Linked DNA regions of Mus musculus: region 2 is linked to region 1. The links are chromatin loops, found by intact Hi-C in ENCODE. Cell type or tissue: left cerebral cortex. All regions are shown on one strand.

Evidence for each region. A loop is a pair of places that touch in the nucleus more often than their neighbours do. Peaks named below come from ENCODE experiments on the same cell type or tissue, not always from the same donor. Only the 100,000 strongest peaks of a DNase experiment are listed, where the experiment ranks them.
Region 2: it touches region 1 in a loop (2.1-fold over the local background); 15 of 42 quality-filtered maps call a loop at or near these places.

Annotation. Positions count from the first base shown.
Region 1 is chr7:127,358,433-127,366,432 of GRCm38, forward strand. It overlaps the pseudogene Gm51260. Among named protein-coding and RNA genes, the nearest start is that of Zfp747, 14 kb to the right of the region's middle. In left cerebral cortex, a CTCF peak has its summit at 4,116; DNase peaks (open chromatin) are centred at 4,124, 5,134 and 5,322; H3K4me3 peaks cover 1,221 bases; H3K27ac peaks cover 550 bases.
Region 2 is chr7:127,412,658-127,420,657 of GRCm38, forward strand. It overlaps Zfp688 (zinc finger protein 688), which reads right to left. Exons shown (of 3, transcript NM_026999.4): 3 at 6,309-6,984. The coding sequence ends at 6,470. Among named protein-coding and RNA genes, the nearest start is that of Zfp688, 5.4 kb to the right of the region's middle. In left cerebral cortex, no CTCF peak of the experiment used is centred here; DNase peaks (open chromatin) are centred at 3,046 and 5,757.

The DNA of each region.
Region 1 (8,000 bases):
TTCCAGATGTGTCGGAATTAACTTTACTATTTACCTACTTACAATAAGTAATCAAAAATAGCAACCATCCACTGTATACAACGCACATCAAATCTCATACAGGTCTACCAGGCCCTCTGGCACAAGGTAACGATGAAATCGACCAGTTATTAATAGGAAATGTGTGCTAGAGGTCTCAGAATTTCATAAGAAACCCCATGTTAACAGTGACAGTTTAAAGAGAGATTTTTCTGTCACTTGGCAACAAGCCAAGAAAATTATTGGGAAATGTCCTACCTGTTCTTTGTATAACCAAACTCCATTACCTGCAAGTGGGGAGGGGTGGTAACCCAAAAGGTACCCAAAGAAATGCAATTTGGCAAATAAATGCGTTTCATTTTGCAGAGTTTGGAAAATTAAGGTATGTAACTATATGGCATATAATACCTTAGACACATATTCAAGATTTCAGTGGGCAGCTGCTTTAAGGTCTGGAAAGACTGATTGTGTGATTCATATGGATTAGAAGTTATGGCTGTTACCGGGAGGATACCTGTAAATTTAGGGCTGTCAGTGCTCCCGCGTATGTCTCTAGTAATATAAAAAACTTTTTGAATATTGCATCATAACGCATATTACAGACATGCCACATATTCCTATAGGACAAGCAGTTATAGAAAAGTCTAATGATATTTTAAAAGAGATGCTTAATAAACAGAAAGGGATTACAAAGACCCCCAGAGATAGATTACATAGTGCTTTATTAATTTTACTTTTTAAAAAATGTGGATGGGGGGAGGCTGGCGAGATGGCTCAGGGCTTAAGAGTGCCGACTGCTCTTCCAAAGGTCCCGAGTTCAAATCCCAGCAACCACATGGTGGCTCCCAACCATCCGTAACGAAATCTGATGTCCTCTTCTGGAGTATCTGAGGATAGCTACAGTATACTTACATATAATAAATAAATAAAAATTTTTTTAAATGTGAATGAGGAAAAAACCCAACATGTTCTGAGAGATACTGGTTGTGGGGGAAAATACTGCTGAATTAGATCAGCCTGTATATATTTTTTTAAAGATTTATTTATTTACTTTATGTATATAAGTACACTGTAGCTGTCCAGACACACCAGAAGAGGGCATCAGATCTCATTACAGATGGTTGTGAGCCACCACGTGGTTGCTGGGATTTGAACTCAGAACCTCTGGAAGAGCAGTCAGTGCTCTTAACCACTGAGCCATCTCTCCAGCCCCAGTCTGTATATTTTAAAGATGTGATAATCTCAGAATCAAGCCAGGATATGTACTGTGTTGGAGAAGAGGCTATGACTTTGTTTCATAGGAAACAGAAAGCCATTTTTTCCTTCAAAAGATCAGATTTGACTAGGGGGGATCTCCTGACTGCAGACATGAAGAAAGAACCCAAGAAACAACTGGAGGGGCTTGGTCTAGTGCTGCTTTGTATGAAAATGCTAAATTCTGTACCCCAAGATCTGCTTGCTCCAAGATGAGGAGACCTTGTGTTGTGCAAACCTTGCCCCCCCAAGTTATCCCTGATTGGTGAATAAAAGATGCCTACAGCCTGGACTGGTCAGGAGAGAGGGTTGGAGCAAAGGTTCTCAGGCTTGGGGTCTAAGGAAGGAGAGAGGAGAAAGATAAGAAGCAGGACTGAGAAGATGCCATGGGAGAGGTGGGTCATGAGCGCATGGCCACAAGGGCCAGCCGATTAGAGGACAAGAGGCTCAGGTGGAACATGGCGAGTGATGTGTCTAGGTAATAAAAATGGAAGTAAACAAAGTAGCACAGAAGGTCGATGTCTGCCCAGCTCTAGTGCTTTAAGGTTACTATAAATATAAAGGTTTCGTGTCTTTCACTTGGGAATTAGGTGATCTGAGGTTGGGTAGAAACCTCCAAATAATATTTACCACAACACACAACAAAACAGGTGACATGAATGCTCTCTCCTGCACACAGGAACAGGTGACACACATGTTGACCCTGCTACACAGGAGCTGGCTGAGACGCTAATGTCTATGCGTAGCTGATAAGTCTGTTTACCTATAGAGTCCTCATGACTCAGTATGCTATCCTCTATATGGCATGGGTGGGGATTTATGCTACAGTTTGATTATATAGTCCAATCGGGACTTAAAAGCCTTTTACCTGCTCAAACACAGAGCAGAGAAATATTGTTAGCTGTTTTGTGCACACTGCACATTCTACAGATGGTTGTGAACTTTCATGTGGTTGTTGCAAATTGAATTTTAGGACCTCTGCTCCCTCTGGTCAACCCTGCTCGCTCTAGTTGGCCCCACTCAATTTGAACTCGGGACCTTTGGAAGAGGAGTCAGGGCTCTTACCCACTGAGCCACCTCACCAGCCCCTCCACACCTCTGTTAATTCATACATGTATGTTACTTTTAAAAGTTTGTATGTTGGGGCTGGCGAGTGATCCAGCCTCACAGACTGCCTCAATTGCCGGTTCTTCAAAGAGTTGCATCCAGGACAACTTCAAAGCAGGATGTTCCAGCCTCTCAGATTGCTTCAGCCAGGACTTCAGAAAAGCCCTGCACTTTCCCATCACACAGAGACTGAACAGCAAACGATACAGCTATCTCTTCCAGGACTTGACCAATAGCCCAATTTTTCTAGGTACCTTTGCCCCCAAAGAACAGGAAGGAATTTTAAGAGAAAGATGCCCTGACTCTCAGCAGATGGGTGACTGGTTTTGATGGTTCGATGGGTGATGGATCTTTGTTGTCATTTAACACTGCTGTTGACAAGCTGTTATTGGACTTGGTCAGGGAGAAAGCAAATTAAAAGACGTTAGACCTAGGGATCTCTTTCTCTTTTTTTCTTTCCTCTATTCTTCTTTCTCTCTTTTCTAGTGTTAAGAGGAAAGGAGGGGGAAGACGAAAAGAAAAAGGGGGGGTATGAATGATAGGATAAAAGGGTAGATTATCTGTTACGGGCACTCCGAGGATCTTGTGAACCCAGGGCCGAGCATGTGGCAGTAACAACTAGGACGTTCGGGGCTACAGGCGAGGAGGTGGAGGAGAAGGTGGAAGAGGAGGGGGGGGGGGAAGGAGGAGGAGGAGGAAGAGGCAGATGGCTTGGAGCTGCCCCGGACTTGTGAGTGCCCGCCGTGCCACGCCCTGTCACGCGGCCTCAGGCTGGCCTCTGGCTCAGCACCTGCACTCTGTTTGTCCCCAGGGTGAGGGGCAGAGTCCAGGACAATGTTCTATACCTGGCCCAGCACCACGGGATGGCCCTGGGATGCCCGTGAAGCATCTCTGGCATGCTCCTCCTGCCGTGTGTATGTATGTGAATGAGGCCCACCTGGAGCTCCTGCCTCCTCGTGAGGAGAGGGAGGACGACATGTTGGACAGGTTCCACCGCTCCAGGAGAACTGGACTTGGCTGCCAGTTGTGCTGACCCCTGAGCTGGAAGGAGTCAGGTTTACTCTTCCCAAGATCATCAGGATGTTTGGCCACTTCCCCATACCCCACTAACATGAGCTCAGCCGCTAGACAGACCAGGGCCATGGAACTGAAGAGAAAAGCCATGCTTTCTGCCGCAGATATTATGAATGTAATTCTTACCTGATTTTTTTCATAGATGCTTACTGTATATAGTTTATTGGTGTTAGAGAAAGAGCCTTTTATTGGACTAAAAGGGGAGATACTGAGATAATGTTAGATCTCTCTACAATTGCTTGTCCTGTAGGATTGTAAGGTATGTTAATATCATGTTTCAGGCCACAATGTCTAACATAACGGACATTATAATTCGACATAGGTTGAAGCATCATCAACTTCAATCTGTAAGGCATTTCCAATATTGCTATCTAAATGTGCAATCTCATCATCAGCCTCTTCAGAGCCCAAGGCAGAAGCACATTGAAATCTTGAGTAAGTATCAATTGTATGATGTATTTACGTATGTTTATATCTTAAGTCTCTGAACTCTACAAAATGAAACATATAATTTATTGTATGATTCACAAACAGAATCTTTAATTTTAGCTCAGCATATAGACCTTCATTTAGTAATTGATCCTTGACGATATTATTACAATATCTAGTCTGATTAGGTCGGGCCTCTTTACATAGCATGTCGATAGACTGCTATTCTGCGATATTATCACAGGGTGGCGCTGTAAGCCTTAGACTGAATTCCTCTGAAGATCCTTTATTCTGCTTTTCTTTTCCTTTTGTTTTGTTTTGTTTTGTTTTGTTGATTTTCGAGACAGGGTTTCTCTGTATATTCCTGGCTGTCCTGGAACTCACTTTGTAGACCAGGCTGGCCTCGAACTCAGAAATCTGCCTGCTAGCCGGGCGTGGTGGCGCACGCCTTTAATCCCAGCACTCCGGAGGCAGAGGCAGGTGGATTAAAGGCGTGCACCACACGCCCAGATCCTTTATTCTGAATCAAAGGATTTTCTGATCTCTTTTCTGTCGCCTCCAACCTAGTATTTAATTTTTCAGTCTTTCCCTTCTGCTTTATTCTGATCTCACTGGAAAGGGATTTATAAAATTGCAATCATCACTGAAAATATAATTATTTGTTTGCTGATAATTTAAACAAAATTATACAGAATCCACATGCCTTCTGTCATTGTATTTTCCATTTTATTAAACAAAGAAAGCATTTTCTTTTAATCTCTTTAATTCTCTCTTTCCTTTGGAGAGTTCTCTTTATTATGCACATTTACAGAACATTTTTACTTACTTTCTTTCTCCTTTCTTCGGAGACTTTATTTTATATTCAAACTCAGTATTTCTGTCTATGATTGTGTTCGGTTTCTTTTCTTCAGCATATATGTATCTTTCAAAACACTTCTACTTCTCGCTTTCTTCTTCAGAGACATTACTGTCTATGCGCATCTATTTCTCTTTTACCGTTTTCGAACTTAATATCTTTTACTGCATTAAATTTTCTCTACATTTTTTCCATCCTTCTGTGATTTAGCCTTTTTCATTTTTCTTAACACACACTCTCTCTCTCTCTCTCTCTGCATGCTTTTGCTGGCATGCCTTCTGCTGCGACAAGCTTCTCTGTCCTGCTGCCTTCTGCACCAGTGCAGGCTCCTTTCTGCTGCATGGCCAGCTCATCGCGCTGGCTGCTGGCTCTCCTGAGTCTAGCCTTGGCAGCTTCTGTGCTTAGGCTGGCCTGCATTGTACAGCCTGTCCCCTCCTGCCACCCTGGGCTGGACGAGTCCGCTGTTTGTGCTCCCATGAGAGTCCAGCCTCACCTTGCCACGCACCATCTGGCACCTCGCCTACTCCCAGCTCGGGGAAGTTGCTGGGCCCGCGCTGCGGCCGTTTCTACCTGGTCTCCCGAGAATGAACTGGATCTGCGCTGCTGCCGGCTACAGTGTGGGCGCTCCTTACTAGTTGAGGTAGGTTCTGGCTCCGCCGCAGCCAGGCGAATGCGGGGGACACTGCTGCGGAGCTGTGACAGTGGACAGCGGAGTTAGCTCACCGGCTTCATTCCGCGGCACAGCAGGGCCTCTGAAGGAGCTGCGCCTGTGAAGTGCCCTGAGGCTTTGGTTCCCTGATTCCCCGTTCCTTCCAGGCTTTGCTGCTCATCAGGGGCTCTAGGCATCTCCGGACCACCTCCTGCCCAGCTAGAAACTGCTATGGGAAGTATTGGTTCTCTGCTTTTCGAAGGCCTGAAGCTTTGACATTATGTGCCCTTACATTGGACGCTAAACTTAACGGTGATGGTCTTTCTATGCTCGCCCTTACTCTGAGTAACCACACTGACTGTTATTATAGGGATTAGAAGTTTAGGCGCTATTGTTGGGCAGATTCTCAGCAAGTCTAATTTGGCAATATTGACCTGGCCTATGTGGTCTATTACCTGTTAGTCCTCTCTTAGTCCTTGCTTCCTTCTCCAAGTCTGGCTAGGAACTTCTGCCTCTCTGGCTCCCACTGAGATCTCACTTCGTAACCGGAAGTCCTGTCCTTCTTCTCCAGACCATCTATTGGCCATTCAGATCTTTATTTAACCAATCGCAAGCCAATGGAGTCCAATATTATAAAATACTGAGCCAAGAGATGCTGTCATTATAATGTGTGTGTGTGTGTGTGTGTGTGTGTGTGTTGTACAAGTCCTGCCTGCAATCAGATCTCTGCCAACACAGAAATTAGCATCTGAATAACACAAAGCTAATCTTCCTACAGTCACAACAAAACCACCACTCCACTAAAACGTTAATTTCCTGGATTCTTGCTTTTCAGCTGTGGAGAGGCTTCTGCAGACTTCTGGGCAAGGGGCGCTTTCTTTCTCCTGTACCCATAACTTTCATGTCTCAGTGCAAATACATTGGGTCAAGATCAGGTTTCTGCTCACTAGGTCTGTACTAAGCTTAAAGATGGAGCAGGAATGACTTCCCATGGCCCAGAGTGATTTCAGATCTCCCAGCAGATTGTGCCAAGGCCCGAGTGACACAGGGAGCTTCGGCTCTGGGAGGCTGCTGACAGTGAGTGCCCAGGATGCATGCGGTGCACAGCTATGGCAGAGCTTTGGTGGGAGTGCTGCTCTGGGCTGTCAGCTGCTGTCTTCAGAATGTGAAACCCATCGTTCCAAGCCCCCCCTGCCTTTTAAAGTTTCAGTCGGATGATCAGATGTTATCTGATGGGCCTGACACCAGCATCCTCAGCGGCTGTGCGTCTGTCTGACGAGTGTTCATAACCAGAATACACAAAGAACTCAAAAAACAAAGTAAAAACAAACAAACAAACAACCGCATATGACCCATTCAAAATAAGGGCATAGCATCTGAACACAGAGTTCTGAAGGGAAGAAATAGGAATGACTAAGAAATATCTCCAGAAATGTTCATCATCCCTAGCAATTACAGAAATGAAAGTCGAGACAACTGTGAGACTTCATCTGACCCCAGTCAGAATGGGAAAAAAAACCCAACAACAACAAAATAACCAACAACGAATGCAGGAGAGGACATAGGGGACGGGGCCACACATTCACTGTTGATGGGATGGAAAACTGATCAGGAAATCAGCCTAAAATTAAATCTCCCACATGAAGCAGCTCTGGCATCCTCTGGCATATGCACAGAGGACTGAACACAGTATTCCACAGGTACTTGCTCAGCCATGGTTTTTGCTTCCTTATTTCTCTGTGTGTGTGTGTGTGTGTGTGTGTGTGTGTTGTTTCCACACACAATTTGTCACCACAGATGTCCTGGGACTCACTGAAAACCAGGATGGCCTGGTTAAATGAAACTTTCCCGTGAGGGATAGCTACTCCCAGCTCTCAGACACTTTCCTGTTTCCAGAATTCCAAGAGGCAACTAACACCGAAGAGCATGGGGTCCTTTAAAATGAATCATACAACAGTCAAGAGCCTACTGCTTCAGCTTCTACACAACTCCTGTAGCTAAGGCTCAAGGAACCTTGAGGAAAGGGGGCAAAGTAGAGAGAGTTAGAGCCAGAGTAACAGGAAGTTTAGGTGAGATTCTGTCTCCTAGAAATGTCAGAGAAGCTAAACTCATGAAGTCTCACCAATATGGCAGTCTAAACATGACAGTTCATGAGGACGACACCAACAGACATGCTAACATAGAAAGAGGAGCGCCCATGAGGACCCAAGCCTAGCTAAGGCATGCTGAGAGGAGACCTAGTCTTTTCCACAGGAGAGAATAGTGCCATCAAGTACTTTAACCCTCTGAAACTGTGAGCCTCAGATAAAATGCTCTGATAAGTTTCCTTGTTCATGGTGTTTACCACAGCAGGAGAAAAGTGTCCAAGACACTCACTTAATACATTTATATTCTGATATGTGTCACCCCTTGGTTCTGTTCCTCTAAAGGACTCTAAAACAAATTGTGGTGACTGTCCTGACAATTTTGAAATTTTGCTTTCTTCAAAAACCATAGAAATTGTATAAGAATATGTTTTCATTTTAATTCCAGGGGTGGGGGCCTGGTGCTGCTTTGGCATGTCCTTAGCACCTGACTATAAATTGCCTCATGCTCTAGCAGGGCCATGATTTT
Region 2 (8,000 bases), 54 kb after region 1:
AGATTCCGTCAGGGCTGGTGGTCACAGGTAGGAACCATGAAGAGGAAGTAGAGGGAGAGTAAAGGAGGAGGAAGACAGAAAGAGAACAGAGGTCTCCATTAGATGCAATGGCCTGGAGCACATGCCCACGTGAGATGCCCCCGAGGATTGACTGCTGGAGCAGAAGTACCCCAGGGCGAGGGTCAAGCAGCAAGTACTTGGGTAATACAGCCAGGAAGTAGCCAATCTAACAAGTAGAAAAATAGACTTAGCTGTAATCCCTCAGTAAATGTGCAAGAGCTTATTATATAATCCATGGGACTCTGCCTCGGTGGCTATTGGAGGCTGCCAGATCATATAGAGTTAATTAAACTCCATTTACAATGTTTCCTTGTTCCTAGTGCTTATCACAGCAATAGAAAAGTGTCCAAGACACTCACTTAATGTATTTACATTCTGATATATTGTCACCCGCTTGGTTCTGTCCATCTAAAGAGCTCTAAAACAAATTATGGTACAGGAGTGGATTTGGAGAAACAGAACTGTAAGGCATTTCTCTGACAGGCTTAATGAGATCTGGATGGAGCAGTCACAAAAGACTCCCCAACATATCAGGCACCGGACATGCTACTTAAAGAATATCCAGACAAATGCCTTTGATGTTCTCAATCTGCCTCCAGTGAGATGTGCTTTGTGTATGAAACCTTTGAACATCTGTGGACTACTAAAGAAAATAATAACAGTGCTGATTGGTTCCTTTTAACATCTCTGGGCAAAGTTATGAAAGAGCTCGCTGAATAATAAAACTGATGGTTCCAGATGCACATGGAGAATATAAAGGTTTCTAAGTATGCGATAGAAGAGAATCTTCCCCCACAGGCTGAGAGCTCAAATTGCAAGAAACAAAGACCAAGCCCCCAATATTTGGTTAGCTGAGATACAACACAAATGTAATTGCTAGCCTTATAGAATGCCAGCATTTAAAGTAAGACAATGGGAAGCACATGCAATAATGTGACTCGGGCTCGTGATGTGTAGGTGGGGCCTGGTCCAGACCTCCTCATCCTTAGCAGAGGATGTGCCTCCTCTCGCAGTTACCACAGTGGTGCCTTCTCTGCCTTTGCCTAAGAGAAGTTAATTATTCTGTCCCATCTGTAAAATAGGCAATGACTTTCCCTAAAGGAGATGGCAGACACAACAATGGTGATGTCCCTCAGGAACCACCTATCACTGCCTCCAGACCTATAACTCAAGGCCAAGGAAGTCCCCAGGGGTAAAAATAGAAAGTGAGTATATAAGGTATGTTACTATACTATTAAAATAAAAATCTTAATGAGTTTGCTGATTTGTTTAAGCAGAAGTTTGAGAATATGTGTGACAATGGATTTTTAATGGTGTGGGATAGTGATTTAATGATTTAGGAACATAAAATTGGATCAGGTTAAGTTTATTAATATGAACCCATTGAGCAGAAATTCTAGGTTTAATATTGAATCTTAAACAGTTTTAAAATGGGTGTCAAGAATTTATTTGATTGGTTGGTTGATGTATTTGTGAACAAAAGGCCTACTGAGAATTAGCTAGAGCTGCCTTATATTCCATGATTTAGTGTTGATGAAGGGGCATTTAAGGCTTAAGGAGAAGGAGATGTTCTGGTGGGTTCATTGGTTAAAACCTCATCTTCCACAATGGGAAGGCCCAGAAGCCATGCCTTTCACTAGTAGTATAAGATGGAAATAGTTTGTAGGGCACAGAAACGAATTCTGGGAAGAAGAAAAGGGAAGGTCCTTTCCTCTCCCAGAGGAGACAGATGTGACAATGGACCTGGAAGGTATCTAGCCACATGGCTGAATGGGGCTAGGTGGTCAGGTTAACTTAGATGAGCTAGTTGAGAGTCTGCCTAGCTAAGGTCTAACCTTTGAAGTATTAAAAGGTCTCTGTGTGGTTATTTGTGGAACTAGCTGGTTAAGGAGTAACTGCCACTGTATTGGTTTCTAGCATTAGTTAATACAGAATATTAATTTCTTCTTCTTTTTTAATATGTGGCACCCAACCTGGGGCCTGAACATATGGCCCTGAGACTAAGAGTTTCATGCTCTATTTGTAAAAAGTAAGAGTTCCTTTCTCCCTCCCAGTAAGTCCCACCTATCTCTCTCTACTGCCCAATCACAGGCTTTAGCCTTTTATTGATCAATTAACTTGGGGAACAAGGTTGGCACAACAAAAGCTAGCATATTGGTGAATTAGCTCATCTTGAGGCAACCACATCTATGTGTGTAGAATTTAGCAGTTGAATACATAGCAGCACCAACAGGGTCTCATTATATAGTTCTGGCTGCCCTGAAACTCACTATGAAGTCTGTGCTGGCCATGAAATCATAGCAATCCAACTGCTCTGTCTCCTGATGTTAGTATTAAAGGCATGTACCACAATGCCTTGAAACCTTTACAGTTTCACCTCAATGGTCTATTAACTCTCTAACCTGAGTCATAACTTGGCTCAAAGTGATCTTTTAAAAAAATTTTTTTATCCATTAAGGTCATGTTTTTATTTGTTTATTTTTATATGTGTGGGTATTTTACCTGCGTGCATTTCTCTACACCATGTGTATTCAGTATCCATGGAGTCCAGAAGAGGGTATCAGTTCCCCTGGACTGAAGTATCAAGGCGATTGGGAGCCCACATCTTGTAGGTGCTAGGAATAGAACCCTGTCCTCTCGGAGAGCAGTGAGTGCTCTTAACCATTGAGCCATTTCTCCAGCTCCATTTGAAGTGTTCTTGGTCATCTGTCTCTTCCACAAAATATCACATGGGTCCATCAGAGAATAGAAAATAAATCTAACCAAAGCTCAAGGGAGTGAAACTTCTAGGTGTCCAGAAGTGTGGGACATGTAGGGATATTCCTTCTAATGTAAAGGGTAACCTGCCACCTGGCTCCTCCCATCACCAAGAAAGAAGCACAATACTTATTTTGGAAACAGCCCATTTGTCACTTGGATGTATTATTTTAGCCTGTATACCAAGTGACTCAAAATTGCTAGCTTTGAATAGGATCTGAGACAGAAGGCTCTTTGGTAGGTCCCAGCTGCTGTGCAGGCTGCGCTACCATTTAGGCCATATGATCCAGCACACCCAAGAGTTCTTAGGGTGTCAGTGGCAGATATGGATGCTGTCTGGAGCCTTTGACAAACCCCTATAAGTGAATAACAAGGGGAGACCTTTTGGATTTTGAAGCAAGGTCTACTGACAACTATTCACCTTTGTGACAGCTCTTGGCCTGCTATTAGACCTCAGTGGGAACTGAATCATTGAAAATAGGCCACAAGGTTTACTATGAAACCCTGAGATGCCTATTATGAGCTAGGTGTTATCTAACCCAACAGTTCATAAAATAGGATGTACACATCAAATGGAAGTGGTATCTATATGATTGGCTCTGAGAGCTCTTGAGGTCTGAGGATATAAGCAAGTTGTATAAAGTGGCCCAAATGCCTATGGATTCTATTCCCATTGCAATGCCATCTGCTACCACATATATACTTATTGCCTCATGGAGTGTGCCCTATGATCAGTTGAATGTGAAAGAGAAGAACAGGGCCTGGCTTACTGATGGCTATGCACAATATGCAGGCACCATCCAGAAGTGAACAACTGCAATATTATGACCCCTTTCTGGGACAATCATGAAAGACACAGATGAAAGAATATCTTCACAGTGGGCAGAAATTTGGGAACTATACAAACCCACAAATTTTGCTTAGAAGGAGAAATAACCAGATGTGCAGTTGTTCACTAATTCATGGGCTGGAGCCAAGGGCTTGACTGGATGATCAAGGACTTGGAAGAAATATAGTGAGAAAGACATTTGGAGAAGTATACAGCTAGATCCTTCCACATGGGCAAAGAATGTGAACATAATTGGTTTTTGTTTTGTTTTGTTTTGTTTTTTGTTTTTCCTAGACAGGGTTTCTCTGTGTAGCCCTGGCTGTCCTGGAACTCACTCTGTAGACCAGGCTGGCCTCGAACTCAGAAACCTACCTGCCTCTGCCTCCCAAGTGCTGGGATTAAAGGCGGGCGCCACCACCACCCGGCTGTGAACATAATTGTATCAAAAGATGACCTCAAAAGAGAAGGAATTCAATAAACAAACAAAGAGGACAACCCATTCTGCAACATGGACTTCTGCTGCAGGATATTTGATCACACTATGAACCATGAGATTGTGTTATTTACTGAAAAAAACTATCTCTAGTTATGATGTGGCACAGCCCTTAGTATAACCTTTAACCCCAAACAATGAAGGTATGGTTAGTTTGTAGAAGGAAGTAGCCATGTTTGAAAGTGAATTCTAATTGAGTGACAGACAAGTGACAAATCAGAGAAAGATTTGACAGACGAGGACATGCCCAACTCTCATGATAACAGAGAGAAAAGGGGCTACATAAGAAAGAGCTGTGCGGCCGGGCATGGTGGCGCACGCCTTTAATCCCAGCACTTGGGAGGCAGAGGCAGGTGGATTTCTGAGTTCGAGGCCAGCCTGGTCTACAAAGTGAGTTTCAGGACAGCCAGGGCTATACAGAGAAACCCTGTCTTGAAAAACTCAAAAAAAAAAAAAAAAAAAAAAAAAAAGAAAGAGCAGTACGGAAAGAATGGAGGAGGCAGTGTTCCTGGGACAGTGGTATGGAAACAGGTTGCAGAGAGAGAACAAGCTAGACACAGATGAAGAACAAAGCAGGGAACAAGGAGCCGGAAGGTTAGAACAGATTTTAGGAGGTTGTTCTGATGTTGCTTGTATTCAAATGCTAAATTCTGTACCCCAAGATCCTCAAGGGCAAGAAGATCCTCATACATGCCAGCTTTTGTTGTATAAACCTTGCCCCCCAAGTTATCCATGATTGGCTAAAAAAGATGCCTACAGCCTGGGCTGGGCAGCAGAGAGCAGGTGGAGTGAAGGTTCCGGGGCATAAGGTGTCAGAAGAGAAGGAAGAAGACGCCACAGGGTAGGTAAATCATGAGACCATGGCCAGGAGGGCTGGCCTGTTGAAATAGGAGTGGTCCAGATGGAATATGGCAAGTTATATCTCCGGGTGATTGACAGAGAAGTAGACAAAATAGCATCGAGGGTTGCTACCTGCCCAGCTCTAGTGCTTTAAGCTTTTTTTTTATGTATTTATTATATGTAAGTACACTGTAGCTGCCTTCAGACACTCCAGAAGGGGGAGTCAGATCTTGTTACAGATGGTTGTGAGCCACCATGTGGTTGCTTGGAATTGAACTCAGGACCTTCGGAAGAGCAGTCAGTGCTCTTAACTGCTGAGCCATCTCTCCAACTGTGCTTTATGCTTATTATACATATAAAGGCTTGTGTCTTTTATTTGGGAATTAAATGATCCAAGGTGGGGTAGAAACCCCCAAAGGATATTCACCACACAGAATGCGAAAGTTCGTATGAAGTCAAACACAGCAATTCAGTCAAAAACTGAGAGAAGCTAGATTAAATCAGTCACCTGGAGAGAGGTCATCTTGTGCATGGCCTATGGCTTAGGCAGGAAATAGAGTGGGATATGGGGAAGGGAAAGAATTCTGGGAGAGAAGGAGGCGGGAGGAGCCAGAAAAGACGTGAGGAGATGGACGAATGGAATCTGAGTGCAGGGAACCAGCCATGTGGCAAAATGTAGGTTAAAATAAATGGCTATCTTTAGATATGATCTTGTCAGAGTAGAGCCTGGCTAGATGACCAAGGTGTTTGTAAATTTAATTTGAGTCTGAGTCTTATTTCTGGGACCATGGGGCTGGGAGGTGGAACTGGGCCAGAACTTCCAACAGTCAGCTCAGAAAGGAGCCAGAACAGCTGAGTTGAACCAGCCAGCCAGAGCCCAGAAAGAGCTAGAAAGGGTGAGCTTATTCAGCAGTAAGTCTCAGAGGCTGAAAACATTCTAGGACTAGATTAGATTGTACAGAGGCTAGATGCATCCTGGACTAGACCTCAGTTAGCACAGAGGCAGCAAGCCTCCAAACAACATTTACTACAAGAGAAATAAAAGTTATTTTCACAGTGACCTTCACTGTGTGCAGCCCCTTTTGGTAGGAACCAGAAGAAAAAGGCAATGTCAAAAGTTATTTCTTCCTCTTGCCTGTTCCTTTGCCGTTTACCTGTTCTATACCATATGTGTGAGCGTGCAGAGTCATCCTCTCGGCTCTGTTCCTCTTGAGAACTCTGACTAAAACAGTACTGTACCAACTTACATCCCCAGCCTAACCCAGTACTGTACCAACTTACATCCCCAGCCCAGCCCTCCCCCGCCTTTTTCTTAACACAAAACACTGGGGAGGGGAGGTGTCAGGTTTAATCTGTATGAATCTTTACAGGCAAATTTTTTTTTACAAGTTTACAAGAGATCCTCAAGAAGTCTTGACTCATTTGTCTCAGTTGCCAAGTTCATGTTCAACTCCAGGCTCCGGACCTCCAGACGGAGGCGGCCATTCAACTCACCCACACTCCTCAAAAATGTCTGGATAGTGCCGAAAGAGCACTGGTGGATCCCGGTCACCTCGGACTGGGGCTCCAGGCACAGCCCTGATCCCAGGCCTTCGGCCGCGGCGACCCCCTGAGCAGGAACGGTGGATCCATTGGTGTGCTTTCACTGCGAACTTCCTCTTGAAGCGTACACCACACTCTGGGCAGGGGAAGGGTCGCTCACCAGAGTGCATGCGCCGGTGGCTGACCAGCAAAGATGGATAGGTAAACCGGCGTCCACAGTCCACACACACATGACGTCGCTGGCTGGCCTGAATATCGGTGTTTGGTACCTGGACAGGAAGCTGCACACCTGCTATCTGGTCTGGGGCAGCTTTGGTAGGTGGCTGTGCCCCTGCAGAGGACTTGGTAGCCATGGAATAAGTCTTATGTTCAACCACCTCTTTAGGTTGCAACTGAGCAGGAGCCTCTGCCGGTCTCTCTCCTCCTTCCTTGCAGCCCCACTCTGTCTCATTTGGAATGTCTCCTGGGAAACAGAAATTAATTGCATTTTAAAAACTCATTTGTCACTGGGCAGTGGTGGCTCATACCTTTAATCCCAACACTTCAGGGGCAGAGGCAGGCAGGATCTCTGCGAGTCCTAAAGCCAGCCTGGTCTACAGAGCAAATTCCAAAACAGCCAAGAATACGTAGAGAAATCTATCTCAAAAAAACAAAAACCAAACCAAACCAAACCAAATTAAAAAGCCCCATTTGTCCCGCCAGGGAAGTAGCTGTAATCCCTGCATTTGGAAAAGGTGAGGCTGGAAGATAGCCATAAGTTTGAGGCCAGCATGGCCTACATAGTGAGATCCTGTCTCAAAAACAGGATAGTAGGGTGTGATCGTTGCTCACCTTTAACCCTAGCACTTCAGAGGAAAGGCAGGTAGGTTTCTGTGGGTTTGGAGACAACCCGGTCTAAATGCTGAGTTCCAGGCCAGCCAGAGCTACCTGTCTTAAAAATGAAAACAATCAACACAACAAAAATAAAACAAACCCGGGGCTGGGATGGCTCAGTGGTTAGGAGCACTTGCTGTCCTTCCACAGGGCCTGAGTTTACTTCCCCAAACCCACATGGGGCAGCTTACAACCACTGTAACTTCAGCATCAGGGACGCTCATGACTCCGGTCTCCCTGGGCAGCTGCACTTATGGAGACCCATACACTGACACAGAATGAAAAATAATAAAGATAAATCTTAGGAAAAAAGTTTCAGTAAAACCTAACACGTCTGCACTGACCACTCTAGCTGTTACCCAGGCAGCACCAAAGCATAGCCCGGTGGCTAACACGGAGTTGTTGAAAGTCAGTTAAAATCCCCTTCCTCCTGTGTCAAATGGGAAAAAGTAACGGTCCCCTGACTTCCAGGATTGTTGGATTAAATACATACATGCTTATTGGTCACTTAGTAAATGCTCAATAAACAGTATTTACTGGTGTATTTTGTAGTTGGTTTTGGTGCAGCGGTTCTTTGATAGATGAGGCACCATATTTGCTTCAGGG